Regions from separate parts of the Mus musculus genome. Here region 1 is linked to region 2. The links are chromatin loops, found by intact Hi-C in ENCODE. Cell type or tissue: heart. All regions are shown on one strand. Links, peaks and the distances in the headings refer to the core of each region. The heading gives the core; the rest is flanking DNA.

Evidence for each region. Hi-C counts contacts between places; a loop is a spot of excess contacts. Peaks named below come from ENCODE experiments on the same cell type or tissue, not always from the same donor. Only the 100,000 strongest peaks of a DNase experiment are listed, where the experiment ranks them.
Region 1: it touches region 2 in a loop (6-fold over the local background); 18 of 42 quality-filtered maps call a loop at or near these places.

The regions. Positions count from the first base shown.
Region 1 is chr11:32,318,618-32,330,074 of GRCm38, forward strand. No RefSeq gene overlaps it. Among named protein-coding and RNA genes, the nearest start is that of Gm46275, 19 kb to the left of the region's middle. In heart, for the core only: CTCF peaks have their summits at 2,768 (motif pointing left) and 6,240; DNase peaks (open chromatin) are centred at 2,734 and 6,204; H3K4me3 peaks cover 477 bases; H3K27ac peaks cover 957 bases; H3K27me3 peaks cover 415 bases.
Region 2 is chr11:32,175,945-32,187,401 of GRCm38, forward strand. It overlaps the pseudogene Gm12109. Among named protein-coding and RNA genes, the nearest start is that of Il9r, 19 kb to the right of the region's middle. In heart, for the core only: a CTCF peak has its summit at 6,761 (motif pointing right); a DNase peak (open chromatin) is centred at 6,737; H3K27me3 peaks cover 1,043 bases.

The DNA.
Region 1 (11,457 bases), core at 1,418-9,417, 140 kb after region 2:
TCTGAGATTCAGTGGTGTGAGGCTAACAGAAGCTGAGGCCAGGCAGACAGTAGCCCCGGGCAGAGAGAGGCCCTGTGGCTACCTATCAAGAGGGCAGGAATTAGGCACAAAGGCAGGAGCCTCCTGGCACCTTTGATCTTACCACAGCAAACCAGAATAACCCAGCATTTCAGCTGGCTCCAGTCATGGAAGGCCTTCCATCCACACCACCACAACACAGACTTGGGTGTTTGATCTGGTTTGACCCTCTGAAGCCAATGTTATCTTATAACTTGCTGTGTAGATCAGAGTGACCTTGAACTCACCATCCTTCTGCCTCTACCTGTCCAGCACTGATATGACAGGCCTGTCACCCACCTGATGTGGAGGTTAAATTTTTCTGGTAATAGCTTCAGTGAGTTCAGAAGAAAGAGAAGAGTCTGCGTGAGCCAGCACAGCCTGGATTGCTCTTGTCTTCTCCTTCAACAATTACAGCTTAACACCCTCTTAAACTCCACTTCAGCCTCCCAAATGTTCTAGTTTGCTTTTAATTGTTTCTTTCTTTCTTTTTTTTTAAACGTGTTTCACTTTTCCAAAACTTCTGGAGATAAATCTCTGGGGCATAATCAATCTTCTGGGATTTCTCCCTTGAAAAGTGACATTTGATTTCCAGACAGATGCTGGAAACATACGTGACTCCCAGTTGTAGGAAGCAGGCGGGAAGCTGAAATCCAGATGAGTATATTGTCCAACCTTCCTAGGTCTCTGGTCTGTCTTTGGATCAGCAATAATTACCTGAACAGCTACCATGACTTTATTAATTTGGGGGTGTAGCTCCCCGAGGTTGTCCCTACACAGCAACTGCAGGATCTGAGGGTCTTCCTTAAGAACAGTGTGTCAAAACCAAGAACCAGTTCGTCTAAAGCTCCTTGGCTCACAGACACACAAGTAAATATAAAATGATTACCCTATCAGATTAGAGGAACCTGGAAGATCACCCCAAGTCTATTCCACCCAGCCTCTCGAGAAGGTGACAGCCTAACCCCCTGCCAGAACTTATCCAGACCTTGATAATGTCTATGGACCTACCGAATCAGAGACCCATGGTTTACCCTTTGTTTTGTTTGTGTATCTTGTGGTGGTGGGGAAAGATACACATAGGTGTGTTGGTCACATGCATGCATGTGTGTGCATGTGTGTTTGCACTTACATATGTAGAAGCCAGAGGACAGACCTGGGTGTCGTTCCTCAGACACCACCTTTTTTTTTGTTGTTGTTTTAACATAGTCTCACTGAGCAGGCTATCTGTCTGAGCTCCAGGGATCTTCCAGTCTCTGTTTCCCCAGTTCTGAGAGTATCACCACCTGGCGCCACCATGCCTGACTTTGGACATGGATTCTAGGGGTTCAAACTCAGGCTCCTCAGCCATGGTTTTTTTTTTTTTGTTGTTGTTGTTGTTTTCTTTTTTTTTAAATACCTGCTGTATAAATTCCATGTGTCTACAATTTGCTTTTCTTTTACCAACATAATCCCCTAGCTCAAACAAAACAGGAGACTTCTGTCACTTACAAAGGAAAGCAGTCTGAAGTAATAATTTACAAACCTAATAAGCCTGTATAAAAGAGACACAATCAGATATTTTATTTATGAGCCGTGTGCCCAGACTGGGCAGAGTTAGGGCTATACTAGCTCATTCCCCAGCTGTAATGCCCTGTTACTGGGTCTTTCTCCTGGCCACTTGGTTCCGGACCATGGCATCTTCCTCCTCCTCAGCCCCCCCCTCCCTGCAACCCTCTCTCTTAAACCTCCAGTCCCACCTTTCTCCCTCCCCTGCTGCCCAGTCACAGGCTCTAGCCTTTTATTGACCAGTTAAACTGGGGAGAAGGCTCACATGGCATCACTTGAGTACATGAAGATTTGTTCCTCACAACTCCCCCCTTATCAACATCCCTGCCTCGGTTTCCCCACTAGTGGCATGGAGGCATCGCCTAATTGACAAGGACGGGTGCTGGTGTGCCCTGAACTGTCCATAAGCCTAGGCAGACCTCTGCTGCTCCACCTCCAAAGCCCTCCCTGACCCTTTGTGACTCACCCGCTCCCCTGTGGTCTGCTCTGCTGCTCCAGGGCTGTGAAAAAGAACTCAGTGGCTGTCTTAAAATAGCAGACCGTCTCTCTCCTGTGTGCCCCTAAAGCAGCTGTGTTTGGTTTTGTCTGGAACTATCTGGAAACTGAGACAATGGACCCAGGACACTGTCACCAAGCCTCAGACGGAGCAAGCTGTCAATCACCTCTCAGACCAGGAGCTCATGCAGGGAACAGGTGATCTGCACCAGACATTCCTTCACAAGCACGGGTTAGAAGCCTAAGCTGGGAACAGCCAGTCCTCCCCTACCCACACTGCCCTGCCCTGTGGGAGAGGGCACTCGTCTTGGCTTAACTCTGCCCAGCTCTGCTTCCCATATGTGACAACACCGGGCAATCTCAAGCAAGCACTTCCCATCCATGAGACCAGTTAACCACAAAGCACCTTTCTTCACTTTCTTGGTGCGCGTTCTGTCACTACAGAGTTCCTGGGTCTGGGAGATGGATGAGCAGTAGACTTGATTCGGCTCACAGTGCTGGAGGGTGGGAGGGTTGAAGGCCTCTGCTGAGAGCCTCGAGCCACACTGCAACATGGTGGAGGACCTAGAATATAAGAAAACAGTAAGCTTAGCTCCCCTCTCATTAGAAAGCCAGTGGCGCCACCTTGGGGCCCACTCTCAGCTGTTTATGACTACCGGGCAGGAGGTCTCTGGGGCGCCCCCTGCAGGCCACTATAAGTAGGTGCAAGGCTTTTCCAGTATCGTCACCACCTCCAGCATCACCTTGCCTTTGCACAACCAAATACTTGTTAAATGTCTATTTGTAGGACCGCACTCAGACCTGTGAGATGTAGGAGACGGTTTTGCTCTTGATGTCACCTGTGTAATTGCTGGAGGTCAGTTCAGACACAGTGGCACTCTGGTGGGACTAGAAGGCACCTCACTGCCCTTGGGTAGCTTCTTGAGTGCCAGGGGAGATTCTTATACCACGTAAGGACAAAGATGTGACAAAGCTGAACTGAAGCCATGAGCAGTCCTGGATCTGATGGGAGAGCCATGGTGAATGTGGGCTGAACGATTCCATGGGCTGGAGTCCTGGACTACATAAACAGAAAAGCGGCTGAGCGCAAGCTCTCTCTGCTCCCAGGATGTCTACGATGTGACAACCTCCGCTTCTGTCACCGTACCTTCCTGCCATGACGGACTGTACCCCTTAGAATTGTGAGCCACAGTAAACCCTTCCTTAAATTGGTTGTGCCCGTCGTTTCAGCAACCGGGAAAGTGACTAATATTGAAAATTGGTACCTGGAATGGGGTGGGGAGTGAGCATTAGAAACCCGACCATGTGGTTCTTAGACCTTTTAGACTGGTTTGTGGGAGGCATATGGAAGCACTTAGAATTTTATCCTAGAAAGGCCCTGGGATACTGTAAGCACAGACTAACGTGGACAGTAGAGACTCGGCAAGGCTTTGGGGGAAACATTCTATCAGGTAGTGAGTTAGGGGACATTGTGTGATATATTTTGGCAAAGGATCTGAGTGCATTCTGCCTATGTCCTGAGTTGAGTGGGGTTTAACTTAAGGAGAACAGGCTGCCGTGTCTGGCAGAAGAAATCTCCAGACAGGAGACCAATCGGGAGCTCATTTGGGCTGTGGCGAGGTCATTGCTTGCTGTTCTCATTGAGGCCTCTCGTGAGAGAGAAAAAGGGGCATCCTTGAAGTTTGGTTAAAAGGGTGTGCAGGTAAGATTAAAGTTCCAGGGAAGGACAGGCAGGTGACACAGCAGGTGTAACTATTAAGGAGATGAGCAGCATGGAAGAGAAGCTGACCCTGGGTGACAGGAAAGGTGCCCTGGGTGTAAGACCCACCCCAGAGAACTCCATACTGCAAATATGCAAGTTCATTTAAGAGGAAAGTGTCCAAACTAAGAACGCCATATAAAAGCTGGTTGAATGACTCTGGGAAGTGTTTCCCAATGCCAACACTCAAAAGCCAGTGCATTTGTGGTCTCCACCCAGAGAAGGCAGAATAACTTGGTGACAGCATCCACAGGGCATTGGTTTTATGGGTGTGAAGAATGCAGGATGGCAAGAGTCATAAGCCTTGTACCACAGATCTAGAGAATCACTGGGTCCACCCGCAAGGAAGTCCTTGGCGGTTACTCTCCAGTGGAGACCCTAGAACCATGCAGCATCTGCCAAAGAAAGCTGCGGGTGTGGGATGGACCCAAGAGAGAGTCTGGGCCCAGACAGCACATCGGACAGGGCTGACCATGGATCTGAGACATTTCTACCACAAGCCCTGGACCCAAAGTGGAGTTGCAGGATTTGGTGTTTGCCCTGCTGGGTGTCTGACTCACTTTGGGCAGAGCTTTCCTTCTGCCCCATTCTTCCCGTTATGAATGTGAACCTTCACTCTGCTCTACAGTACATTGGATGTCTATAGCTTGTTTTGTTTCGGTTTTTAATAGGAGGCCAGAGTAAGAGATTGAGTCTCGGTTGAGAGTCTGATTTTTCTCCTTTGAATAGTGTTGAAAGGTATTGGCCAGAGGACTTTTGAGGTTGGGCTGAATAAATTTTGCGTTATAAGATAGCTACAAGCCTATAGAGACAGGGAGTAGAAGGATATGGCTTAAAAGCAGTGTGTTTGGGTGTCAAGTTGACAAAAGGTGGAGCTGTGATCGTTTATAATGGTTATTAACTTAATTTGATTCCAGCAATCACTGAAGCAAGCCTCAGGCATGTCCGAGAGGAATTGCTTTAAATGTGGGCTGTGCCATTCCATGGACTGGGGACCTGGATTAAATAAAAAGAAGTTGGGCAGCGGTGGCGCACACCTTTAATCCCAGCATTTGAAGGGCAGAGGCAGGCGGATTTCTGAGTTCGAGGCCAGCCTGATCTACAGAGTGAGTTCCAGGACAGCCAGCACTACACAGAGAAACCCTGTCTCGAAAAAAAAAAATTGATTATTAGAAAGAAAAGAAAAGAAGAAACACCAGGGTGATAGTGATAGGTTTCAGCTCTGAAGGAGCCCCTCTCTCTTTTAAATCTTTTAATTGCTCTCTTTTAAAACAATATTGGGGAGGTACTTTAGGAAACCTATTCTCTGTGGCCAGAACTTTTCTTGTAAAATTTTATTTACTTATGTACTCATTCACTTGTTTTTGAGACAGAGTCTTTTTTTCTTTTAAAGATTTATTTATTTTTATTACATGTAAGTACACTGTAGCTGTCTTCAGACACTCCAGAAGAGGGAGTCAGATCTCATTACAGATGGCATGTGCCACCACGCCCGGCTCCTAAAAATTAATTTTTTATTATTTTATTGCACTGGTGTTTTCCTGCATATACTTATCTATGTGAGGATGTTGGAACCTCTGGAGCTTGAGTTACATACAATTGTGAGCTGCCATGTGTTGCTTGGAGTTGAACCCAGGTCCTCTGGAAAAAACAGGCAGTGCTCTTAAATTACGGAGCCATCTCTCTAGCACCCACTGTGACATTTCTAATTGTTTTCGTGTGACATTTTTCATGGTGATTTTAAAATCTCTGCAAACAAGTTTCTGGAAAAAAGTACTCTAATTTCCTTGTGTCGTAGATGAAGAGATGGCAAAAACTCAAGAGATGTTAGATCGCTGCTCTGTAAGATCACACTGTCTGCTTGGCCTTCAGGTTTCAAACACAGGTCAGGGTGAATTCAGAGTCTAGATTCTCACAACAGCAGTCATGTCCTTACAACCCACAAAATAACGTCTAGCTGTGCAAATGTCCGAAAACAAGACAGATTAATGGAGTCAAATGTCTGCCCCGGGACAGCGCGAAGGACTCTACTGACAGAGCGAAAAAGTTTATTCTTGTAGTTTTTTTGTAGTTTGGGGAAAGAGAAAGTTTGCTGCTCTTTCCACATCCTCTCTTTCAGTATTGAGGCCAAGTGGAAAGTGTCCGGCAGTCCTTCCGCATCCGCCTGCCCAGAGCACAGGAGGAACTCTGGCTGGACACGGAGTCTCTCCCTCCCCCTTCTTCCCCTCTTCCCACAGCCCCACAAAACTGTACCCTCCTAGACCCATCACTGTCCTGTCTGCTTGAGGACCTTGGAACAAGGTGGCAGTGTGGGTCGAGTGTAGGAGGACACTGCAGCTACCGGAGATATAAGAAGGCGACGAGCACCCCCGTGTGGCGGGACTCGGAACTTCGCAGCTCCAAGGAGAACAGCGGTGTAACAGGCACCCAGCATGCACTTGGCTCTTTGCCCACGAACTCTTCGAAATTTTAGTTTAGGTTCTGGGGGTCTTTTCATCTTTGACATGTGTCCTGCTAAGATATAACTGCCACAACCCTACGGATGCTTCTATCTATAATTTCACATGTAATACTCTTCCCATGAATTCAAGTTTGATGTTTATTTGTTGTTGTTGTTGTTGTTTGTTTGTTTGTTTATTTTCTTTTGTGTGATATTGGGACCTTGCCATGCTGGGCCAGAGCTCTACCAAGCTACTGAGCCACACCCCAGCCCTGGCTTCCTTATGACACATCAAGCAAGTTTTGGTATCAAAATCAAAACTGTGAAACCTATAGATTCCACCTTCTTGTTTCCCTTCCTATCCTCCATCCAATGTCAGCCGTTTGATGTGTCTAGTCTATTCTTCCCATGGTGCACTCCTACCTTTTTATAAAAAAGGAAACAATGTTACTTTGTAAACAATATATTTTCAAAGCTACTCTACTGGGATTGTAGGAAGCCTCCCCCTTGGGTTGGGTTGTTCTTTTGTTTTATTTATTACTAATGTATATTCATTGTACATAGTTCTGAGTTTCCTTAAGATAATCTCAAAAATGTCAGGTGCTTTAGCCAAATTCACCCTCCCTCTCAGTCTTCCACATCCCGGTCCTACCTCACTCTCTTAAAGAGTCTCCTTCTAACCTTCCCACTGGTCTCCCTCCTCTTCCCCAACTCTCCTTTCTGCTTGACATGCAGTCAGTGTGTGTGTGTGTGTGTGTGTGTGTGTGTGTGTGTGTGTGTGTGTGTAGATATAGGTTGTTTTCTGATAAATCTGGTCAGTGACTGGAGATGAAAGTCAGCAACATAAACTAAAAGAAAAATCACCAAAATGTGTGAGAAAAATCAAGAATATGGATTTTAAAACTTGGCAACATCAAAGAAGTTTTCGGCAAAAAAAATAGAGACTTAGAAAGAAAGAAAAAACAAAACATAGAAAGGTTGTAATGAAAACTGGATAAATCAGATAAAAAGCACAGTGAAAAATGTCACCAAAAGGCCACCAAGTAGGGGGAGGACATAGGGATGAGGCCACCAAGCAGGGGGAACATGGGGATGAGGACAAGGCTGATAAGAAGCTGCATTCAAATATCAATGATGAAAAGAATTAAAGAGTTTGTTCATGACATCGGAGCCCTCTGAGATGTCATCAAAGGACAAATCCCGAAGGTCTGGACAAGAGGAGAACTTGAAATAACACTGAAGGTCATTCAATGAACCATACCCTATAATTCCCAAACATAGAGAAATAGACATGCAAAGTGAAGTGCAATTTAGAAACCAGAGACACAGGCAGAGAAGTCTCTCTCTATAACAGATTGTACAGCCAGGAAGCTAAATGACAGAGCCAAGATGGATGGTACCCAGGAAATCATTGGGGTGGATAACAGCTATCAGAAGACCCTCAAGGGAATCCTAACCAGGGGAGAAAAATAAACACTTCTAGGAGGTCACAGGAAATAATAAACCACATTAGAACAGTAAATAAGAAATGAGAATTTGGAAAGCATCAATTACAAAAATCAAAACGGTAGGATTTAATATATAATTTTTATTAAAAGCTCTGAATGTTGATGGTCTCAATTCTCCAATCAAAAAATACAGATTAGTACACTGAATGTATAAAATATGGCCCTTCTGTTTGCTGCCTGCAAGAAGGACTGCCCTATTTGCAGATGGTATGATTCCATATCAAAGAGACCCTGAAGACTCCACCACAAAAGCAGAGTTGAAGAGCACTCTCATCAAAATGACAGAGTACAAAACTAACATAAAAATTAGTAGACATAGGAGCGTCTTCTGTCATGCTGGCTTAGTGGTTCTCCCCTTCTTACACTGAGAAGGGTGCTTTAACAGCGTTAGCAACCTAGGATGACTGCTACCGTCTCTCTCACAGTTTGAAATATGTCAGACTGTCCTCTACTGACTTAAAGTTCCTATTGAGAAACTTGCTGTTACACTGACAGCTTCACTGTTGTATGTGTGGCAGAGTGCTTCTGGGTTCATGACCTTGGCCAGCATAAAAACAACTTAGTGAGCATTTCAATGCGATTTTCCATAGACGAGTTACACTGGAACATTATGGGAAAGAATTAAAATTATTTTGTAACAACATTGTAATCCCGACCGAACTCAGTAAATGTGTTATAGCAGCAATTACTCTCAGCAATGGAAGGCCAATTTCCTTAGTCAAATGGACTATTTAACAGTAGACCGTGTGACCTTTCATTATCGTCTCCTTGCTTAATTGACCATTCTATTTTATGGTGTCAACTTCTGAGAATTTCTAGGAAAATACAAAAAGGGACCACTCCAGGGAGCTGGAGGGTAAGACTGCATAAGATCCATCAGGAGGAGGAATCTCAGTTGTTCTTCACGGGCGGAAAAGTATCGGGTTAACTAAGAACGCAGCCTACTCTCTCGGGATCCAGGCTAGATCTTTAATCACAGGTCTTGGGAGGCAGAGTCAGGTGGCTCTCTTTCCAGCCTGGTCTGCATAGTGAGTTCCAGAACAGACAAAGCTACACAGAGAAACCCTGTCTCAAAAACCAAAGCCAAACCAACCAACCAACCAAACAAGCAAACAAACAAACAACCAACCCACCTGTATAGATATACTGCTGGCCTTGCTAACTAAAAGCAAATTGCTTCTGATGGTCCTTACAGATAGGTACTGAGAAAAAGGCATTTTCCAGATCAATAGCTGCATACCATGTTCCAGGAGCTGTGTTGATCTTCTCAAGTAAGGACATCACATCTGGTAGAGCAGCTGCAATTAGAGTCACTACCTGAGTGAGTTTTCAGTAGTCACCTATCATTCTCCGCAATCCATCTGTCTTCTGCACTGGCCAGATAGGAGAGTTAAAGGGAGATGTGGTGGGAACCACCACCCCTGCATCTTTCAAGTCCTTAATGGTGGCACTAATTTCTGTAATTCCTCCAGGAATATGATACTGGTTTTTTCCTCACTATTTCCCTGGCAGAAGGCAACTCCAAAGGTTTCCGATTAGCCTTTCCAATCATAACAGCCCTCCCTCCACAGGTCAGAGAACCAATGTGAGAATTCTGCCAACTTCTAAGTATATCTATCCCAATTATACATTCTCAGACTGGGGAAATAGCCAGGGGATGAGTGTGAGGACCCACTGGACCTACTGTGAGTCAGACTTCAGTCAAAACTTCAATAATCACTCCTTTAACAGGAGGGTCACAGTGTTTCTTGGGCTCTCCTGGAATTAGTGTCAATTCAGAACCAGTCTCCAATAGACCCTGGAAACTCTGGTTGTTTCCTTTCCCTGGTGTACAGCTCCCCTTGTAAAGAGCCAGAGGCTCCTCTGGGGAAGGACCGGGGAAAGACTAACAGTACAACTCTTAGGTATTTTAATCAAGGTCCTTCCTCAGGGGAACATGGCCATCCCTTCATTCAAGGGATGTCTGGGTCTGCAAACTGGCTCACCTGGAAAATGGTCCACAGGCTGAGATTCTCTGCTGCCATGATATGCTTTTCTTCTGTTTGCTTGAGAATTTTTCTGCTTATACTAATCAAACAAAAGTTCAGTGGGATTCTTCTCTATTTCATGCCTGGAGACATCATGATTGGTTAGCTGGTACCAAAGGTCCATACGAGTTTGAGTCCTGCCACCATCAAATTCACTTTGCATGTGCTGCCCACTATGATCACTATGGCCATCTTGCCTTTGGTGACTCAGTGCTGCCAACTGGTCCCTGTTACCTCTGACATACACACGTTATGGTGAACACACACAATGTGAAAAAAACACTTTAAGATGGAGAGCAAAAATGACATCTAACAAAGACCCTTGGCCTCCACATATGCATATTCACATGTGCACACAACACACACACACACACACACACAGAGAGAGAGAGAGAGAGAGAGAGAGAGAGAGAGAGAGAGAGAGAGGAACACAAACATATAACACAAACAGTTGAGAAGGAGAGAGTCAATGGATGAATTAGCCTGTATGTGGTCTCCTATCAGAACTCTTGTATTAGTCTGCATCCGGGTATTTTCAGATGGTCCCATCTCTGGGCAGTCTTTGGAAGGGCACCCCTAATCTATTCTTCTAACTGCTGTCCTGGCAACCTCCCCAGCAGTGTACCCCAGTTCCTTGCTGTTTCTCCTGGCCAATTGCTCATGGGTCATCTCCCCTGATGGATGCTTCCTCCTCTCCTCTCAGTCTTCCTCCTTCTCCTTGTCTCTCCTATCTACACTCTCTTCTCCACCCCCAACCAGGTAACTCAAAACCCACCTACTTCTAGTTCCTCCAGTGACTGTCTGTAGCCAATAGTTTTAAATCAAAGAACAAAGCTTGCACAACACAAGCCTGTAAACATGAGAATTCAGTCATAGGCCTAGACCTTCGGGTAAAGAACTTCGCCTTACATCACAACAGACCAAACCTCGACATAAAAACCTCCCACATAGCCATTCCTTGGAGGGGTCATATCTTCAGTTTGCACAGCAGGAAGGACAGCACTCACCAGTCTAGACCAGTCTAGACCAAGCCCTACACAGCAGACCCACGACTCTCCTCTGTTTGGCTGTCAGTTTCCCTTTGAAATTTGCTCTCCTACCATCATTCACCTCTTAGCAAAGCTGCTTTAAACTGTCCCAGGTTGTTCCCTGTGTGTGGGTGTCACCCACTGCCCGAGTTTGCTTCTGTTGCTGTGATAGACGTTCTTACCAAAAGCAACAGGTTTGTGGCAGTGCCTTGAAGCCATGGAAGAACAGAACACCGTTCGTGTCCAAAGCCCAGCACTGTGTTCATGTATTCACTCTACTCTGGGAATAATATAGGGCGTATATCACGTCTGTTAGTCGGGGGAAAACCTTGGCCTCAGTTCCAGAGCAGGAGGTAGTTGTGCGGCCTTTGGGGAATGAGGACCCTAGGTCACCATTGGCTATAGCCCTCTATGGGCCCCTTGACAGTCACGAGCTGCAGCCCTCCTATGTCCTGGACCCTAAGCAGATGCCACACATGGAGTAGAGGACTAACAAACGTAGCCTGCTGGTCAATCTGAATGCAATTATGAATAGTAAGAGTGGGATAGTCATATGACAGACAGGCCGTGTGGGTGGATCCCAGCTTCCTGATCT
Region 2 (11,457 bases), core at 1,896-9,895:
TCTGGGGAGTAGCTGTTGCTCCAGAAAAGATTCAGAGGCAATATCTTTTTAATATTTAGGGTTTTAGTTATACTAGAAAATCGTGGTACAGAAAATCTAACAAAGAGAAATTGATTTCTTCAAAATTTTATTTTCAAAAGCTTTCAGGAGATGTTAATTGGCTAAGACCTCACCTTAAGGTCTTAAAGTGACTTAAACCTTTGTTGGATGTTATCTTGAGAGACACAAATTAACTTGTAAAAAACAAAAGGCTTTCCAAAAAATAAAGGAAGCTTTTATATCTCTGTGTCTTCTGCTTGTGCAAGCTCACAGTTACTGCCGCTGCACTGTGCCTGCCTGCCTGCTACCATGATTTCCACCTATGATAGAATTAGACGAATGTACTAACCCTGTGAAACTGTACGCAAGCCCCCACTAAATGCTTTTCTTTTATACGTTTCCTTGGACGTGGTGTCTCTTCACAGCTATAGAGCAGTAACTAAGTTGTGCTAGATAAGGAATGCAGACTATGAGCACTGCCTGCCCTGGGGACTGGACTGACTCTGTGTTCCTTGTCCACTGCCAGGAGCCTGAATCACAGCTGAAAGTGTCTTTGCAATAGGCAATCCTCTTCTCTCCTAAGGGCCTTCTTTAGGGGGATGGGGCTGCAGGTGTGATCGGGTCAGTGTGTAGCACTTCACAGGTAGAGTCTCTGATGCTTGTCACATCTCTTTCTTTGTTTGTTTTTTTCGAGACAGGATTTCTCTGTATAGCCTTGGCTGTCCTGGAACTCACTTTGTAGACCAGGCTGGCCTCGAACTCAGAAATCTGCCTGCCTCTGCCTCCCTAGTGCTGGGATTAAAGGCGTGCGCCACCACACCCGGCTGCTGGTCACATCTCTTGATGGACTTTCAGGAGGTCAACCATTGTCTAGGGTGCTGCTTGAATCCTGTTTAGGAGTTTCCCTGCAAACTCTGGCTCCCACTGGGTTTTCAGGTTGCTGGGTCCTGTAGCTCTGAATCAAGTTCCTTTCCTATGGTCTGGCAGGTGTCTGTGTACAGACCCAGAATGTGTGTTCTGATGGTCGTATGAGTGCAACACACAGAGGATCTTAAGCCACCCACGTGCTGATACAGTGGACGTATCAACTAGTTTTCTGTGGTAGTGATAAAACAGGTTACCAAAGCAGCCTGTAGAAAAAAGACTTATTTTGTAGACAAGTTTCAGAGGGATAAGAGTCTGTTGTGAGACAGGCGGTGGTGGCGCACGCCTTTAATCCCAGCACTAGGGAGGCAGAGCAGGCGGATTTCTGGGTTCGAGGCCAGCCTGGTCTACAAAGTGAGTTTCAGGACAGCTACACAGAGAAACCCTGTCTCAAAAAAAACAAAAAACAAAAACAAAAAGAAGAAGAAGAAGAAGAAGAAGAAGAAGAAGAAGAAGAAGAAGAGGAGGAGGAGGAGGAGGAGGAGGAGGAGGAGGAGGAGGAGGAGGAGGAGTCTGTTGTGGCTTGTAAGTGTGGTAACGCGCTACAGTCATGCTGGCAGAGCAGGAAGCTAAAAGTTTGTTTGTCTGCCTGCCTGTTATTTGTTTGTGTGTGTGTGTGTGTGTGTGTGTGTGTGTGTGTGTGTGTGTGTGTGAGACAGGGTCTCACTATGTAGCCCTGGCTAACCTGGAATTCTATGTAAACCAGGCTTTCCTAGAAATCACAGAGCTATGCATGCCTCTGTCTCCTGAGTGCTGGGATTAAAGGCCTGGCTGAGACATTACATCTTGAGCTGGAAGCAAAAAGCAAGGAAAAAGAACTGGAAGAAGGTGAGGCTTACTCTCAAAGCCTGCACCCATCGATGTCCCTCCTCCAGAAAGGCTGTGCTGCCCAAACCTCCACAAACAGCGCCACCAGCTGGGGAGTAAGTATCCAAATGCCCGAGACTGTGAGGGACTTTCTCATTCAAATCCATGCAGGGTCTTTTTCAAGCAGCATCTAAGGGCTAACAAGCACCAGCAACGATAGGAGGATTTTCTGGATTCTCTTTCTGACATTGTACCGTTGCCTGGGGATGGCTTCCCCCCTCCCCCACCCCACCCCCCCCACCCCAGATCTTTAAAATGTCAATGACTGAGTGATGGTAAAGATTTTCTAACTCTCTCTAGTTCAGGCAGCAAGCTACCTGTGGTGTCAGGATGCAGCAAAGCCATGTCACACACAATCAAGCATTGTGATGTGATTATACCCTTAGTTGCTGCACAAAGGCCTCACCTGACACCTCAAATGCTCTCTAACGCCACCTTGGTGACATCACCACACTGCCCTAGGACATCGCAAAGCTGCATTTTCAGCATCATGATGCTAAGCTTTTTTCAATACTATGCTTGGCTGTTCCACCCCAGTGATGAAACGTGACATCACAATGCATGTTGCTACCACAATGCCATATTTTAACATGACAAGCTCTAGTGTAACAATACTGAATTTGACATCATGGTGCCCCAATACAACACCACTCTGCTCTCCTGATAAGACCTAAGACTCCATTATGACATCACAAAAATGAATTGTTACATCACAATGCTCCCTTGTGACATACATTGTTGACTTTTGACATCATAGTGCCCCCATCTGCCATTATAATGGCATGCTATGACATCAAAATACTCCATAGTGACAGCCCCCCTGCATGACAGGTGAGGTGTCCCCAGGTCCCAGACATGCAGACAGCAGTCCCCAGCTTGCCTAGCTTCTGCAGTGGACAAGTGAGGGCTTGCTAGGCACCAGTCATCTGGCCCAAGCTTCTCCAGTTGCCCAGCTCCAGATGGTGATGGGCAGGCCCAACCACCCAGCCCACACTTTCCAGTCTACCCAGTTCCTACCACATACAAGGCCCTGCCAGGTCCTGCTCCTAGAGCTAGCCTGTAAGGGGTTTCTACCCAAGAAACCTCCTGGTGCTGACAGACAAGCAGTCCCTAGACTGTCAGTCACGGGCTCACACTCCCCATCAATCAACTAACTGCCAACAGGCAAATCTCAGTGCACAAACATGTCTCCTCAGAAATCACCAATCCCATACTACAGGACCCCAATGAGAAGGGCCTAGAAGAACTTTCAGACGATGAAGTAATAGGAATGATTGATTGATATATAAAGAACTCAAGAAGGTGGACTCCAGAAAATCAAATAACCCCATTAAAAAATGGCGCTCAGAGCTAAACAAAGAATTCTCACCTGAGGAATACCGAATGGCTGAGAAACACCTAAAAAAATGTTCAGCATCCTTAATCATCAGGGAAATGCAAATCAAAACAATCCTGAGATTCCATCTCACACCAGTCAGAATGGCTAAGATCAAAAATTCAGGTGACAGCAGATGCTGGCGAGGATGTGGAGAAAGAGGAACACTCCTCCATTGTTGGTGGGATTGCAAGCTTGTACAACCACTCTGGAAATCAGTCTGGCAGTTCCTCAGAAAATTGGACATAGTACTACCAGAGGATCCCGCAATACCTCTCCTGGGTATATATCCAGAAGATGTTCCAACTTGTAAGAAAGACACATGCTCCACTATGTTCATAGCAGCCTTATTTATAATAGCCAGAAGCTGGAAAGAACCCAGATGTCCCTCAAAATAGGAATGGATACAAAAAACGTGGTACATTTACACAATGGAGTAATACACAGCTATTAAAAAGAATGAATTTATGAAATTCCTAGGCAAATGGTTGGACCTGGAGGGCATTATCCTGAGTGAGGTAACCCAATCACAAAAGAACTCAAATGATATGTACTCACTGATAAGTGGATATTAGCCCAGAAACTTAGAATACCCAAGATATAAGTTACAATTTGCAAAACACATGAAACTCAAGAAGAATGAAGACCGAAGTGTGGACACTTTGCCCCTTCTTAGAATTGGGAACAAAACACCCATGGAAGGAGTTACAGAGACAAAGTTTGGAGCTGTGATGAAAGGATGGACCATCTAGAGACTGCCATATCCAGGGATCCATCCCATAATCAGCCTCCAAACGCTGACACCATTGCATACACTAGCAAGATTTTGCTGAAAGGACCCTGATATAGCTGTCTCTTGTGAGACTATGCCAGGGCCTAGCAAACACATAAGTGGATGCTCACAGTCAGCTATTGGATGGATCCCAGGGCCCCCAATGGAGGAGCTCGAGAAAGTACCCAAGGAGCTAAAGGGATCTGCAACCCTATAGGTGGAACAACATTATGAACTAACCAGTACCCCGGAGCTCTTGACTCTAGCTGCATATGTATCAGAAGATGGCCTTGTCGGCCATCACTGGAAAGAGAGGCCCATTGGACTTGCAAACTTTATATGCCCCAGTACAGGGGAACGCCAGGGCCAAAAAGTGGGAGTGGGTGGGTAGGGGAGTGGGGGAGAGGGTATGGGGGACTTTGGGATAGCATTGGAAATGTAAATGAGGAAAATACCTAATTAAAAAAAAAAAGGAATGATTGATTGTTCAAACAACATAAAATTTAAAAAAAAAAAAAGGCCAAAGGGGGGTGTCTTAGTCAGGGTTTCTATTCCTGCACAAACATCATGACCAAGAAGCAAGTTGGGGAGGAAAGGGTTTATTCGGCTTACATTTCCATACTGCTGTTGATCACCAAAGGATGCAGGACTGGAACTCAAGCAGGTCAGAAAGCAGGAGCTGATGCAGAGGCCATGGAGGGATGTTCTTTTCTGGCTTGCTCAGCCTGCTCTCTTATAGAACCCAAGACAACCAGCCCAGAGATGGTCCCACCCACAAGGGGCCTTTCCCCCTTGATCACTAATTGAGAAAATGCCTTACAGTTGGATCTCATGGAGGCATTTCCTCAACTGAAGCTCCTTTCTCTGTGATAACTCCAGCTGTGTCAAGTTGACACAAAACTAGCCAATACAGGGGGTGAGGCTCAGTGGTTAAGAGCACTGGCTGCTCTTGCAGAGGACCCAGGCTTGATTCCCTCCTAAAACGTATTGAGTTTTACAGCTGCCCCACCCCCAAATTTAGACCAAAACAGAGAGCTTTTCAATAACAATGTCTTTGTTTTCTTTGTCAAGAAAGGGCTAGAAAGGGAGAAAATTTTCATACTAAAGAAAAAATTTGCATTTGCTGATATCTGTGTCACATAGATATTTTCCATTGTAAGAATCATGATTTAATTCATCAGATACATTGTTGTGTGACCTTTCATATGTGTGTAACATATGTGTCATGTGTTAACATTCCATTTATTTTAACCTGTCACACAAGAGCTGCATCCTCAAAACTTTTTATTATTTATGCCTACACAATCAGGACGACATCCTGGGCCCTCTTCCCTCTATAGAAACCTGTTGTGGATTGGATCTAAGGCTACTTGTGTTAATTCGGCTCCTAAAATTACACAGGAACCTGCATGTCTTCCTGTAAGACTCTAAGGGTCTCTGCCCCCAGTTGGCTTTGATTGGTAAATAAAGTTGCCAGTGGCCAGTGGCTGGGTAGGGAGACAGGACTTTCAGATTTGTGGACAAGGAACTGAGGAAGAAGGGGAATCGCCATTGCCAGGAGAGGAAGGAGGTCCAGGCCTGAGGAGTGTGGGACAGAGGGACAGAGGGACAGAGAGACTGCCAACATGTGAGCGTCGGGGATCAGGGCCTAGGAAGGCCACAGGCCTGGGGCTGGGGTAACAAAAATACAATATAGATTTTAGAAAGTAATAATTTAGAAGCATCAGAGGGGAGACATTAGCTGTGTGGAAGTTTGGGAGTGGCCCAGCCATTGAGCTATTTAAGGCATATTATAATATAAGGCTGTGTGTGTGTGTGCCTTTCATTCTAGAATCCTCAGAGCACTGGAGCAGGTAGCAAGGAGCACACACTGCCACAGGAGAGTAGAGTGGATTAATCAATTACTGCTCCAGAAACCTATTTAATGGGGATATACAGGATGAATTTTTATTTTCTTAAAGTGCCAGAAAAATTAAGTGTGTGTAACTCAATGGTTTTCAACCTTCCTAACGCTACAGTTCCGCATGTTGTGATGACCTCCCCAACCATAAAATTATTTCGTTTCTACTTCATAACTGTAATTTTGCTTCTGTTTTCAATCGTAGTGTAAATATCTGTGCTTTCCCATGGTCTTAGGTGACTCCTGTGGGCATTAAGACCCATGGGTTGAGAACCGCTGGTGTAGACAAGGCGCTATGGCCGCTGTGGGAGGCACAAGCCCGGGGTAGGTTTCCCCATCCTGATTGATCATCCCTAAACGCGCGTACACACGGACATTGAGTGTACTCAGTGGATTGTGTGTGACAGTAACACAGAAAAGGTCTTGGCTCTTAGAGGCGATTGTTGGGGAATGGAAGGAGATAGAGCAGTGAGGGAGGTGGGGTGGAAGTGATGTAACTACCGTGGACTCGTGTTTGAAGTTCCCAAAAATGTGCGTTTAAAGAATTAAGTTAACCAGGCAAGCACCCTCATTGTGAGCACAGCCAGAATGGCATCGAAGTTGGCAGGAAACATCTTTACATTTGTGCGCAGTTCTCTTCTAAAGAGCAGCCGGAGATTCCACTTCGCAGCTACTTCCTAGGAACAGAAATAGGGATGTGACGTGAAGTCAATGTCCTGGACTTGGGGACTGGGGGGGGGGGGAGCGGGGGGGGGGGAGGCTTGTTTCTATCCCTACAAGGCTGGGTCCCTGTAGGAGCTAGGAGAGGTTGGCAGCTTCCCAGCCAAGAGCTCAGATCTCTCCGCAGCGCCCAGGAGGCTGCATTACCACAGATGGACAGTAGAGGGAGACAGAGATCGTGAGTTGAAAATTAAAAGGCTGAACCCAGAGAAATTAGATAAATTAGAAGAGATAAGAGAAGACCCACCCATCCTCACCAAGAATTCATGAATTCCCCCAGAATCTCTTGCTTGGTTCGTAAATGGCTCCCCCTGCGTAAAAGACAGTAAAGACTGATATCTAAGCCCGTGATGTCCAAATATCAGCCAAAATTTATGCTATCAATATGCACACGAAGGATCCTGAGCTCAACAAAGCAAAAAAAAAAAAAAAAAAAACCCGTCCGGAAACTCACCCAAACACATTAATGTGACAAAACAGATAAGATACCTAAACAAATAAAAAGAATCACATTTGCCAGCCACAAAACCAATTCTGCTCTGACTGGTATTAAAAAAAACCAAACTCTTCTTTCACACTGAGTCAAGGGCAACTAGGGTTTACTTCTTTTAACTGTTAACAAAGCATATTCAAATATTAGATTAACAACTTTGGTTGAATACATATGACAAAATGATGTGGGTTTTTTTTTAAGATGTCTTTATTTCATGTGTATCTGCGTTTTCCCTGTATGTATGTCTGCCCACCACATGCAGCGCCCTTTGCCCACAGAGATCAGAAGAGATCAGAGCTTGTTCCTGAGTTGTGGACAGTTGTGAGCTGCTATGTGGGTGCTGAGAACCAAACCAGGGTCCTCTGCAAGAATAGCAAGTTCTTTTAACTGCTAAGCTGCCTCTCCAACCCCGTAACTTGATTTTTAGAGATTGCTTACCCCCTAAAATGAAGTTTTTATTGGATTTCATAAATGTCTCCAATTTTTTTTCAAGCACATTAGGTTATGTGTTACTTGGCAAAAATTCAAGATAACCACTCTCAGATGCATAAAAAATTTAAAATACATAGATCACATACCTAAACAAAATCACAAAACCTGTGCTGTTAATAAGAAATAAATGTTACAAAGATCCAAAAATAACTGCTGCTGCCTAGATCCAAAACTAAATTGAGAAATTCAAGATCAGTAGCTATCAACATAGGTGACTTGAAGCGTCAAAGCAGAGTAAGAGACGGGAACCCGACAGAGTATAAGTCTCAATCCAATATCAGCAAGTGGACATCTGTCCAAGTGTGGGCCTCCCTGTCTACTCACCTCAGCAGCATATGTACTAAAGCTGAAATGATGCGGAGATCCGCTTGTCTCCCGTGCAGATTCACGGAGCACTCCCTACTTTTTGAAAAGTCTGTATGAAAACCTATAATCTTGAAGCTCACGTAAAAAGATGTAATTAGGGGAGGTGGGAGAACCGGGACATGAAGGTCTGTTGGGGATGGGATACTCAGGGTTAAAGGTTTTCACGGGGAGAGTGTTGGGGGATGGGACAATGGAGGGCTAAGGGTCAGGCAGGCAAAGCTTGGACTCCCTTGTACTATGGAGTACAAGAACCAATGTCGAAATCTACACACTTGTAAGTTATTTCTTTTAATTTTTAATATTAAAAATGAGTTTGAACAGAGGTACCCTGCCTGGATGGACCATCGTGACCCTAGAAAACATTCATTATTGAGGGAAAATCTAAGTTGGGCACAGGATACCTCCCTAGCAGCCCTTGGGCAGGGAGACCCCAGAGGTACAAGAATCAACTCACACGCTATCGGCTATTGCCGTTGTTCTGGGGTGCACAATGGCAAACATCGGGCTTTTTTTTTTTTTTTTTTTTTTTTTTACATGACACAGAAAAATCAGTCTCAAACTTAGCAGGAAACCCTCCCTGCTGGATGCAGGCTGCAGGTAGGGAAAAGACAGCCATGCTCTTACCCAGTGTTGGACCCTGCATGCTGCAGAATCAGCCCCGTAAAACGTATATAAGATGCTGTGCTTCTTAATAAACTTGCTTGTGGGAACACCGGCTTGTGCAGGATCTCCTGATCCCAAACTTTCCTGTCCTCTTTATTTCTCAACCCCTGGCCCTCCCGCTACACCGGCCTCACCTGCCATTTGGTGTTTTCCCAGAGAAATCCCTGCTGGAATTGTGACTGCCTCGATCCTGAGTGGGTTTTGTGCAGGCAACCAAAGCTGCTGTGAGTGGAGGTGTACAATAGTGATACGAGACATATTCTATAAGTGAGAGGTTCCTGAGAGAGACAGCCAGGGTCTTCAGGGTTGCGGTCGTGATCAAGGCCGCGGGGATCGTGGAGGTAAAGCTGAAGACGAGGAGGTAGGTCTGGGCGGCTGGCCGGGTGGGCTACTTGCTCCCTGCACAGAGAGGCAGCCCTTTGGCTGGTGTCTTCCTTCAGTGGACCTCTGTCACCAAGCTGGGCCGCCTGGTTAAGGACATGAGATCAAGTCCTTGGAGGAAATCTACCTGTTCTCCCTGCCCATTAAGGAGTCTGAGATCATTGACTTCTTCCTGGGTGCATCCCTAAAGGATGAGGTTCTGAAAATCATGCCAGTGCAGAAGCAGACTCAAGCTGGCCAGTGGACCAGGTTCAAGGCATTCGTCGTTATTGGGGACTACAGTGGTCACGTTGGTCTTGGTGTTAAGTGCTCCAAGGAGGTTGCCGCTGTCATCCGAGGGGTCATCATCTTGGCCAAGCTTTCCATCGTCCCTATGCGGAGATGCTACTGGGGGAACAAGATTGGCAAGCCCCACACTGTTCCATGCAAGGTGACAGGCCGATGTGGCTCTGTGCTGGTGTGTCTCATCCCTGCCCCCAGAGGCACTGGCATGATTTTCCAGTCTCTGCTCCTGAGCCCAAGAAGCTCCTGGTGATGGCTGGTATAGATGACTGCTACACTTCAGCCAAGGCTGCTCTGCCACCCTGAGCAACTTTGCCAAGACCACATTTGATGCCACCTCCAAGACCTACAGCTACCTGAACCCTGACCTCTGGAAAGAGACTGTGTTCACCAAGTCTCCTTATCAGGAATTCACTGATCATCTAGTGAAAACCCACACCAGAGTCTCTGTTCAGAGGACCCAGGCTCCAGCTGTGGCTACCACAAAAATATTTTTATTTAAAAAAAAAGTAAATAAATAAATAAATAAAGTGATTTAAGTATGTGAAAGAAAGGAAGAAAGAGAGAAAGGAAGGAAGGAAGGAAGGAAGGAAGGAAGGAAGGAAGGAAGGAAGGAAGGAAGAAAGAAAGAAAGAAAGAAAGAAAGAAAGAAAGAAAGAAAGAAAGAAAGAAAGAAAGAAAGAGGAGGGAGAGAGAAAGAGAGAGGGGAGGGAGGAAGAGAGGGGGAGAGAGAGAGCAAGGAAAGAAAGAAAGAAAGAAAGAAAGAAAGAAAGAAAGAAAGAAAGAAAGAAAGAGAGAGAGAGAGAGAGAGAGAGGAGGGAAGGAAGGGAGGGAGGGAGGGAGGGAGGGAGGGAGGGACGGAGGAAGACAGTAAGAATGGAGAAGGCTTCAATCCAAATGGAGGAGTTACTGGCGGTGGATACTGTTGCAATGGGGAGAAGTCCTTGTTCTCTGTGGACCTTGCTACTGAGAGCCCCAAGCCCCAGGGGGTGGCCACACATTTGCATACATACAGTCAGCACTAAATGGACTCAGGGACACAGTCATAATAAATGCAAAGTAGAGTTATAAAGTTTGGAGAGAGATGGGTTGTGCGTTCCCTGGAACATTAGAGGTGGGTAGCAGGAAGTTGATATGATCTAAATACATTGTCTGAATATATGACAATTTCAAAGCATCAATAAAAATTTGTTTAATTATATTAATTCCAGAAGGAAGCGGGAAAAGGAGCCAGAAATTTAACAACAACAAAAAGCGGTTGAGGCCGGGCGGTGGTGGCGCACACCTTTAATCCCAGCACTTGGGAGGCAGAGGCAGGCGGATTTCTGAGTTCAAGGCCAGCCTGGTCTACAAAGTGAGTTCCAGGACAGCCAGGGCTATACAGAGAAACCCTGTCTCAAAAAACCAACCAACCAACCAAACAAACAAAAAAAGTGGTTGAAATTTTCACAAATTTTAAGAAATGTAGAAATTTTAACAAATTTAGGAATGAAGACACATTCCAAAAATATAGGAACCTCCAATGAAATATGACATGACATGCTGTGAACAGACCATGCACAGTCAGTAGAAAGCACTTTTCCCAAAAGAATCTCACAGCAAGTGAATGAAATGATTCATTCCAGGCTATAAGGAGCTGCAACTAATAGACTGCACATAGAGTAGAAGACTAGAGACCCCATCTCTAGAGCACCAGTGAGCATCTGATACCCCATTGGCAGACGTTTGCATGGGTGCATCTGCAGCCAGGCAGTGGTGGTGTTCACCTTTACTCTCAGCACTGGAGAGACAGAGGCAGGTGGATCTCGGAGTTCAAGGCCCTGGTCTACAGAAGGACTTCCGGGGACAGCCATGGCTACACAGAGCAACTTTGTCTCAAAAACAAACAAAAGAATACGAAAATCCTTTAGCCAGCTTTCAGTCCTTAGTAAACCCTACAAATGTTAGGTGTGGCTAACCCTTAACCAGTGTTCAAGTTTTATAGAACAGCACAGTGTTTATACTGGAGAAAACCCCTACAGATGTGAGGAACACGGCAACACCTTTAATGAAAATATAAGCCTTTTTGATATTAGAGTTCACTTTGGAAGGAATTCTTATAGATATACTGACTGTAAAAGGCCTACGTGGGTCTGGAGAGACGATTCATTAGTTAAGAGCACTGGTTGCTCTTCCAGAGGATC